Linked DNA regions of Homo sapiens: region 2 is linked to region 1. Evidence: read pairs that join two places in POLR2A ChIA-PET (ENCODE). Cell type or tissue: CD4-positive, alpha-beta T cell. All regions are shown on one strand.

What was found. Peaks named below come from ENCODE experiments on the same cell type or tissue, not always from the same donor. Only the 100,000 strongest peaks of a DNase experiment are listed, where the experiment ranks them.
Region 2: POLR2A ChIA-PET joins it to region 1 with 6 read pairs; 2 of 35 experiments call an interaction of 5 or more read pairs at or near these places.

The regions. Positions count from the first base shown.
Region 1 is chr5:151,147,928-151,152,927 of GRCh38, forward strand. The region is part of intron 1 of ANXA6 (annexin A6); the gene reads right to left. Among named protein-coding and RNA genes, the nearest start is that of ANXA6, 7.4 kb to the right of the region's middle. In CD4-positive, alpha-beta T cell, no CTCF peak of the experiment used is centred here; DNase peaks (open chromatin) are centred at 844, 2,124, 2,684, 4,094 and 1 weaker place; H3K4me3 peaks cover 2,095 bases; H3K27ac peaks cover 5,000 bases.
Region 2 is chr5:150,456,523-150,461,522 of GRCh38, forward strand. No RefSeq gene overlaps it. Among named protein-coding and RNA genes, the nearest start is that of RPS14, 9.3 kb to the left of the region's middle. RefSeq lists a silencer at 2,380-2,449 and enhancers at 3,254-3,353, 4,123-4,749, 4,543-4,862. In CD4-positive, alpha-beta T cell, CTCF peaks have their summits at 2,453 (motif pointing right) and 2,657; DNase peaks (open chromatin) are centred at 2,529, 3,339 and 4,937.

The sequences.
Region 1 (5,000 bases):
TGTAGAGAAGAAAGACAGCATGTGAGATTCCCCCCAACTCTAACCATCCCCTTTCTTTCCCTTACATTTCCTCCCTCTGCTGTTTTCCAGCTGCCCCCAGCCCTTCAGGTTAAATCAGACCCAATGACCCAGCTCAAGGCCAATCACATTTTTTTCAGAAGACAATGGACAGACTAGATGGTGTCCAGACATTCACAGCAGTATGGGAAAGGGACGCGGATCCCCAAGGGAGGGCGGGCATGGCACTGACCCACCACTGACCCCTTGACTCCTCCACACTAGGCAGGGTACCTGTCTCAGCACCGTCTCAGTTACTACTCTCAGAAATCCTTCCACACATCAGATTCTCCTTTTTTATAGAGAGGAAACTGAGGCTGGAGCATCGCAATAAATGAGCCAAGATCACACAGCTTAGAACTGAATTCAACAATTTCTAGATCCCAGAGTCTATACTATCTGCACCATGCATGCCCCCTTTTCAAGTCAACAAGGATGGCTTCAGAACCCAGAGCTTGACCGCCTGCAGATAGGACTCAAAGTGCTTCCAACCACCTGCTGCAATATCTGAAGGACTGTCATTCCTGAACAAGTGAGTATGCACTCATTTAGCGCCTATCCTAGTCAGGCATTGCTCTGGGCACTGTGCATGCAGAAATATGAGCAATTTTTTAAATTCTGTTTCTCTAGAGCTTATGCTGTAATGGGAATGAATAACAAATGCACTCATCAGGCTGAGATAAGAACTACAGAGAAAAGACAAGGCTTGGTCAGGAAAGTGACAAGGGGTGTAGTCCCAGGTGGAGGGGTCAGAGGATCTCACGAGTGTGACTGGGGCACACCGCGGGGTGGTGCAAGTGAGGAACCACCACGAGCTCAGTGTGGCTGGTGTGGTAGCAGGGAGTGGTGTGGTAGGATGTAGGATCTGAGACCGGTGCCTGAGGCCACTGTAAAGACTGGATTTTTCAGGCTGGTCGTGGTAGCTCATGCCTATAATTCTGGCACTTTGGGAAGCTGAGGTGGGAGGATAATTTGAGCCCAGGAGTTCGAGACCAGCCTAGGTAACATAGTGAGACCCGATCTCTATTAAAAAAAAATAAAAAAAAAATAGCTGGACATGGTGGCACATGCCTATAGTCCCAGCTACTTGGGAGGCTGAGGCGAGAGGATTGCTTGAACTCAGGAGGTGGAGGCTGCAGTGAGCCAAGGTTGCACCACTGCACTCCAGCCTGGGTGACAGGGCAAGCCCTGTCTCAAAAAAAAAAAAAAAAAAAAAAAGACAGGAACACACAGGAAAACAGGACACATATCTCATTGAAAATGGATAAGGAATGCGGGTGGAGGATATCAGGAGACAGGGTCTACAGTGAAGGAACAAAGATATGATACGTAAAAATAAATGCAAAAAGAGATGTAACTGATTTGGGAAGTATAAGAGAAGCAGGTAGGGAGCTGGCTAATGAGCACTCAGGAGGGCAACAGATGAAAGTTTAACAATCTTCTTAAGAGAAGGAGAAGAGAAACAAAGGACCACTACTTTCCACTTTAAGCAGGTCTGGGCAATTTGATCTCTTTTTTTTGAGATGGAGTCTCGCTCTGTTACCCAGGCTGGAGTGCAGTGGCGCAATCTCAGCTCCCTGCAACCTCCACCTCCCGGGTTCAAGCGATTCTCCTGCCTCAGCCTCCTGAGTAGCTGGGATTACAGGTGCACGGCACCACACCTGGCTAATTTTCGTATTTTTAGTAGAGATGGGTTTCACCATGTTGGCCAGGCTGGTCTCGAACTCCTGCCCTTGTGATCTGCCCTCCTCAGTCTCTCAAAGTGCTGGGATTATAGGCGTGAGCCACCAAGCCTGGCCTGATCTCTTTTAACAATGTCTATGTATTGCTTTTTAAAAGTGAACATAACAGAGGCCAGGAGCAGTGGCTCATGCCTGTAATCCCAGCACTTTGGGAGGCCAAGCGGCAAGGACCACCTGGGGCCAGAAGTTTGAGACCAGCCTGGCCAACATGCGAAACCCCGTCTCTACGAAAAAATACAAAAATTAGCCAGGTGTGATGGTGTGTGCCTGTAGTCCCAGCTAGTCAGGAGGCCGAGGCAGGTGAATCGCTTGAGCTGGGAGGCAGAGGTTGCAGTGAGCAGAGATGGCACCACTGCACTCCAGGCTAGGCAACAGAGTGAGACTCTGACTCAAAAAAAAAAAAAAAAGTAAACATAACAAAGTCAATCAGATTTACCCAGTAAGACCTAAAAGGAACAGAACTAGGAGAGTAGAAATCATGGAGACATTTCAGCTCAATGCCTTCCAGTTCTCCACATATTCCCTGTTCCCCCAAGACTTAGGGAAAATCTTAGCCATGTGACCGTGGGCTTATTGCTCATTTTTGAGTTCAAGGTGATCTCAAGCACAAAACTGAAGCTTTCCCTTTTCTGCTTTGTAGGGTTGTTGGAGGATAAGACCTAAGTTATGTCAAAGGCAGCACATAAGAGGCCAGGCACAAGACCTGTTCTTAGTAAATGGTGATATTTACTGTGCTGGTGGGAAGTTGAGGACAGGGCCTCTGTCGTGTTTGCCTCTGTGTCTTCACTGGCTGATTATGAGTTCCCCAAGCTGCAGTCAGCTGAGGACAGTCATCATATGGGGTTGGGAGTGGAAGGCAGAGGACGGATCTGCCTGCAAATGCAGCTCAGCTCAGCTCAGCTTCAGGAAACCTTGCTGTTTCCCTGGCAACCAGGGGCCCCTTGGTACAACTGTGCAGCTCTCACCAGGAAATGGAAACTGTACCCCCTTTCCAGTGTGTGGTGGGGGGAGGAGGGGGCCCACATCTACCCCGGGATGAGGCTGGAGGCCAGCTCTCGGTTTCCTCTGACCTGGGGGATAGTAGGGGGAGACAGTGAAGGAAGCCCAAGGCTAGCAGAGAACCAGGGACTGAATGAGACCCAGGAAGTTAGTTGACACAGACAGAGGGAGGGCTGAGGCCTGTCACCTGCATCTCCAGCCTTGAAGCACTTTCCTCTGGGCTTGTTGCTGGCAATTTCAGCTGCTGGCTGCAGCCCAGGCCCATCTGGAGGAGCTCCCCTTTCCAAGGAGAGATGGCTTCAAGGAGGGGCCTCTTACTGTTTGGGAAAATATTCTCAGCTCTGAGAGCAGTTTCTGTGTGCCTTGTGTGAGTGCACAGTTCATATGTAAAAAGCAAGCTCCTTCCAGAACTAGATGTTCAGACTGCAGTTCTGAGGGCCAGTCCCCCTGCTGATTCCACAGCCCCGCCTCTGAGGGTTCTGGGAAGCTCCTGAGCTAATCATAAACACACCATTTACCCTGGCTTTAAGATGGCTTCTGATCCCTCCCAGAGCAACCTAGACCATACTGCTCAAATTGGCTGAATATTTTACATCTAGTGTTTCTGAATCCCACAAGGGCCCTTAATAATCCATGACTCCAAGTCCCTCATTTTCTAGACGGGGTAAAGGCATCTCAGAAAGAGAAAGTGACTTGCCAGGGCCCAGGAAGCAGCCAACATCTCTGCCTAGCAGCCCTCGATCATAACAAGTCCCCACACAACTGTGGGTCTTGGCTGCAATGGGACACCAGGAAGAGTCCAAAGAATAAGACCCTGGTTCTGGTTCCCAGTCTGCCCCCATGTAACCTCAGGCAAGCCAGATCCCTCTCTCAGCCTTAGTTTCTTCATCTCTAAAGTGGGACAATACATCACTCCCTCTTTGGTAGGATCTATAGTTAGAGGCTTTTAGAGACTTCAACTCAGGATTTTCACAGCAGAATATCAGTCCTAGGAGGGTCATCTCCCAGGCCACAGGATTCCTCCCCATCTCCACCCGCCAATATGCAACATTCATCACCTTGGTTGAAAGAGCTGTTCAAGACTAGTAAACAGGGTCATTCCAGACCTGTGCCTCTTTCCTCCCAGGAACCCTGATTCTCTCAGATCTAGATGAGATATACTGTGACGACTTATCATGACTGATCATTCGTGAAACCCACACAGGAGCAGAATGAATGGCCTGGGTGGCTTTGTGCTGCTGTGGCCACCCCTTGCCTCATCCTTTTGCCTGCAATCAATCACGTTTTCCTCCTTCCCCTTCGAGAGTTCCAGGCTGACTCTAGAAGGAACGGCTCACCACTGCCCAACCACAGAGATGTGGATAGGGGAAGGGTTTTATCCAAGTCATGTGAAGGCATGGGCCTTCAGGCACAGATGTTGCCCAGCAGTTTGTGATGTAAGTAAGTTACTTAAACTGAATCTCAATTTCCACATCCGCAAAATGCAGATAGAAATACCTATAGGTACTGAGAAATAAATGAAGTAACGGGGGGAAAACACTTAGCACAGTGCGTGGCACACAGTAAAGGCTCAATAAATGGTGGCTTTTATTATAATAAGCCCAAACATTTACAATGGAGGCAATGTGGCATTAGAATCAATGCAGGATTTGTGGTCGATGCCCAAGTTCAAATCCTGACCATGCAAATTCCGAGCTCAGTAACTTGGGCAAGTTATGGAATTTCTCTGCCTCAGTTTCTTCATCCTGAAATGACCCTCTTGTAAGGTTTTTGTGAAGATTCAATGAAATAAGGCAGGTAAAACACTTAGCATGGCCAGGTACAGATTAAATGTTTAACAAACGGTGACTTCTGTTGCCACAATCATCATTATTACAGCAGTAGTCTCCAAAAAGGGGTAATGGGTATGACAATCCACTGGGGTGCAGGACAAGAGTATCACCACTTTCCAAATGTTTTAATCTTGCCCTTTTATGTCCCATTTTTATTTGTTATACATGTATAAAGTTAAAGAAAATATTAGGGGTGCAGGCTGATAGAGGTGCACAGTCAAAATCTGGATTCAATGGAATGGAGGCAGGGGCATGCCAGGAAGAATAGTAACACCAGGGTAAGAAAAAGCATTTCTGTCATCGAAAGGTAGCTTGGGCTGTGGAGGAACAGAGTACACTTTTGAGGGAAAGGAGATGTTGAGCGTAAGGG
Region 2 (5,000 bases), 690 kb before region 1:
CCACCTTGGCCTCCCAAAGTGCTGGGATTACAGGTGTGAGCCAGCATGCCTGGCCCAATTATTATTATTTTTTTAATTTTTAAAATTTTGTTATTTTTGAGACAGAGTCTCACTCTGTTGCCCAGGCTTGAGTGCAACCTCTGCCTCCCAGGTTCAAGCGATTTTCATGCCTCAGCCTCCGTATAGCTGGGATTAGAGGTTTGCACCACACACCTGGCTAATTTTTGTATTTTTAGTAGAGATGAGGTTTCACCATGTTGGCCAGGCTGGTCTCGAATTCCTGACCTCAAGTGATTCGCCCGCCTCGGCCTCCCAAAGTGCTAGGATTACAGGCATGAGCCACCGTGCCTGGCCCTCATTTTTCTTTAAATACTGAGTCTCCCTAAGTTGCCCAGGTTGGTCTTGACCTCCTGGGCTCAAGTGGTCCTCCCACCTCGGCCTTCCAAAATGCTGGGATTACAGGTGTGAGCCACCATGCCCAGTTCCTTCATAGACAGCTCTTGAGTTTTTCTGCAGAGGTGTGCCAGGGGGCAGATGGAGAATGGGAATGTGAGATCAAGAGGTTCTTTTTTTTCCTTTTTTAAGGTTGCATCAATAACAGATATTTTAACACTGCTGGGAATAGTCTAGAAGTGAAGGAAAAACATGCTGGAGCCCTGACATTGAGCAGGCAATAGGTAAAGGCCTCTGCTGCGCATGTGGAGGCATCGGCTTTAGGCAGGAATGTGGACAGCTCACCTCAGGTGCTAATGAGGAAGGAAGACGGTGGGGGCAAATGTGGCAGCAGGAGCTGGAGAAAGTTCTCATTCCGGAAGTGGAAAGCAAGCAGCTTCCTCTCAACAACCACAGGAGGTAGAAAATGTTTAATCCCCCCCGTTATAACTGAGGACACAAGGAAAAGGTCAACAGCTCTAAGTGGGGCACCAGGATCTGGGCCCAAGCAGTCTGACTCCAGAGCCCAATTCGTGTAACCTCAGGTACAGGTGTTTTGTAAATATCTGTTGATTGGATGAAGGAAGAGCAAGGAATTAGCCTGCAGCAGCAGAAGCCAAGCCCTTTCCTGGGTCCTCAAGCTCAACCTGGAAGGCCCCGTGCTCCCCATTCTCGGCAGCAGCTCATACTGTCATTTGTCCAGGAGCTCTATCCCCTCCTCCCCTTGAAGGGTAGTTTGCAAATGCAACAGAGGAAGGGTGGGAAGAAGCTGTGGCTCAGAGAGGGTGAGTTTGCTCACCAGGACACACAGCCAGGAATCAGACACCAACTGTGGCCCAGGTGGTCCTGGGACTTGGAGGGAGGACCTTCTCAAAAGTGTTGGCTGCTGTGAAGCTGTCGTGGAGTCATGGGTCTATTGCTGGTCTGAGCCCCAGAACACACATGAGCGCTAGTCTGCGTGTGTAAGTGTGGCACACAAGGGAGAGCGGCGGTGTGTGTGTTGGGGATTAGGCCAGGTGCACACCCTCCAGGGTCCAGGGGAGGAGGGGCTACAAAAGGCCTGGAGATGGCTCCCTCTGTAGCAATGCCCCTCTAGAGACCGGCAGGCTTCGTCCTCCAGGGCTGTAATTCACCTGCTCCCCGTGCTCACAGGACTCACACGCGGTCTGCGAGCAACTGATGGGAGCCCCTGTGTGCCCCAGGACCTGTCATCTCAGCACTCGCCACACAGTGACCGTGTCACGGCCTGCTGCCAAGGGGCTTTGTCTAGCAGGGAATATGGGCAAGAAACAAGGACAAAGTAAGGAACGGGGGATACGGAGGGCTCTGGCTTGCTCAGGGGCCTTGCTGGAGGGCCCAAAATGGGAGTAGGAGACAGCCAGGACAGGAAGAAGAGGGTGGGAGAAAACTCCCAGCTCAGGCCGGGCGCGGTGGCTCACGCCTGTAATCCCAGCACTTTGGGAGGCCAAGGCGGGTGGATCACGAGGTCAGGAGATCGAGACCATCCTGGCTAACATGGTGAAACCCCGTCTCTACTAAAAAAATAAAAAAATTAGCCAGGCGTGGTGGCGGACGCCTGTAGTCCCAGCTACTCAGGAGGCTGAGGCAGGAGAACGGCGTCAACCCGGGAGGCGGAGCTTGCAGTGAGCCGAGATCGTGCCACTGCACTCCAGCCTGGGCGACAGAGCAAGACTCTGTCTCAAAAAAAAAAAAAAAAAAAAAAAAAAGAAAAGAAAAAGAAAACTCCCAGCTCACGAAACAGCACGTGGAAAGGTCTTGAATCAAAGGGGACCTGGGATCATTCAGGGATTCGGGAGAAGTCTCTGTGCTGAGGGGAGGGGGTGGGTGGGAGGTAAGATCAAAGGTTGGGGCCTGGGCCTTGGGGGCGGTGGGTGAGAGGTCTCCCTCGCTCTGACCCAACGGAGGCAGATCCTCGGTTTGATCCTGGGCCCAACTCTGCTCAGTGAGGAATGTCGGGGCGGGGTCCCGGGGTGCGGCCCCACCCACGGTGCGTGGAATACAGGGGCGGGGAACGCCCGCTCTTCCCGAAGTGCCCGCTAGATGGCGCCAGATCTCCGTGCTGCAGGGGAAGGACCCGCCTCGGCGGGGCAGGTACACGTGGAGGGTGGAGGGTGGAGGGTGGAGGGTGGAGGGTGGAGGGTGGAGGGTGGAGGGTGGGCGGAAGGCGCAGGGTGAGGTGTCTAAGCCCAGAAGATGGTTGGGACGTCCTAGGATGTGGTTGTGATGTGACGACGGCCTTGATGTACATTCTCCCTTTGTGTCCCATCACACCCCAGGAGCTCAGATTATTATTCTCATTTTACTCAGCGGGAAGCTTTAAGTAGGATGAGGTCAGGGCTGCGCCCAGGTCACTCAGCTGGTTCAGGGTGGTGAAGTGGACAAAGATGGCACCCGGCCTCTGTGTGCCCTGCCTGCCGCAGGCCAGCTCGCAGAGGGCCTGCGCTCAGTCCATCCAAAGGGAAGGGCAGTGCCAGGGCAGCCCAATGGCTGGCAGTGCCAGGGCATGGATCCCGAGTCGTTTATTCATTCAGCGGGTTTATTGAGCACCTACTGTGTGCCAGGCACTGGTGAGCGATAAAGCAACGGATAACACAGACATGGGTCTCCTTCCCCACGGAAGGGACAACCTAATGGGGAGACAGCCAGGCGTTATACAGATAAGCCTGCCAACAACTTTATTATTAGAGATTGTGGTAAGGGCTATGAAGGAAATACGCACACCTGAGAAGATTCCAAGGTAGGCTCACTCTCGAGGTGGGCAGGGCTCAGGCACAGGGAGGGCTCAGGAGGAGATATGGAAGCTGAGACCTGAAGCGTGCGAGGTGCAGCCATGAGGAGGGCTGGAGGAGCAGCCTTAGGGGCAGAGAGGACAGCAGTGCACAGGCTGCCAAAATTGGGAGGAGCCCGAGGAACTGCAAGGAGGCGGGGCTGGGGCCAGGAGAGAGAAGAGTGTTAGGGCTGTCCCTGAGGGCAGGGGCCAGATCCTCTGGGCCTGCTAGGCCCTGCCTTGTCAAGGAGTGTAGATTTATTATTATCGTTGTTGTTGTTGTTGTTGTTGTTGTTGTTATTATTATTATTATTATTATTATTATTATTATTATTTTGAAACAGTTCTGCTCAGTCGCCCAGGCTGGAGTGCAGTGGCGCGATCTCGGCTCTCTGCAACCTCTGCCTCCCAGGTAGCTGGGATTACAGGCACGTGCCACCACGCCCGGCTAATTTTTGTATTTTTAGTAGAGACAGGGTTTCACCATGTTGGCCAGGCTGGTCTCAAACTCCTGACCTCAAATGATCCACCCGCTCCGGGCTCCCAAACTGTTAGGATTACAGGCGTGAGCCACTGCGCCCGGCCAACTGTAGATTATATTCTGATTGCATGGGAAGGCAGTGAAGAGCTTTAAGCAGGGAGCCACATGTTCTGATTTGTCTTTAGAAGTCCACTCTGGGCCAGGAGTGATGGCTTGCACCTGTAATCCCAGCACTTTGGAAGGCTGAGGCGGGAGGATCGCTTGAGCCCAAGAGTTTGAGTCCAGACTGGGCAACTTAGCAAGCAAGACCTTGTCTTTACAAAAAATAAAAATAAAATAAATAAAATAAAAATAAAATAAATTTAAAAAATAAACGAAAGTCTACTCTGGCTTTGGAGAATTGGCTGAAGGTGAGCAAGAGAGGGAGCAGGAGGAGGTGGAGACGGTCACGCTGGTGAGAGGTGACGGGGGCTCAGACCGCGATGGCAGCTGTGAAGATGGAGAACAATGGTCAGATCTGAGAGATACTTTGGAAGCAGAATCTGTAGAATTTTCAGATGAATTGGATGGAGGGGTGAGGATGATTGTAGGTTCTAGGCTTGAGCAACGGGTGGATGATGGGGCTATTAACCAAGGTGGGGAGAGCCAGGGGGAGGTCACAACTTGGGTGGAGGCTGGAATCAGGCTCAGGCCCTGCTATTTTTGGAGCCTTCTGTGTGATATCCTAGTAGAAGGATGGGGCAAGCAGTTGGAGCTTATTGGAAAGTTCAGGACTGCTGATGTAACCTCAGGAGCCTCTAGGTTGTATTTTATGTCAAGGGATTGGATGAGATCCCTTCACACAGCCCACAGTCTGGCAGGTAGTGAAGGCCTCATCACCGGAGGTGTGCAGGACAGGCTGGCTGATGCCACTAGAGAGAGGAGGCCTCTTTGAGGGGAGGTGGAACAAAATAGACCCTGAGGATGCCAGATAGCAGGACTCGGTGCCCCTGGGGCCACACGGAGGAGCTGGATATGCTGGCTCTGTCTCTTTGTCTGGTTGGAGCCTCCTCTCCCTTTGGCACCATTCCCCCACTACCATCTGGCAGGGTCCAGAGACACACAGACCCTGGGGTGGGATGAGGGGCAGCCTCAGGGATGGGGCTGTAATTTCAGCTGGGGGCAGGGCTCCTGAGTCTCAGCCACCTGGTGTGAGGTTCCTCTTTCCGGCACCTCCTCATGACTGTCTTGCCTGACAGCCCCATCCCCCACAACTGCAGCTACTCAACACCTCTCAGGAGGAGGCCCAGCCCAGGGAGC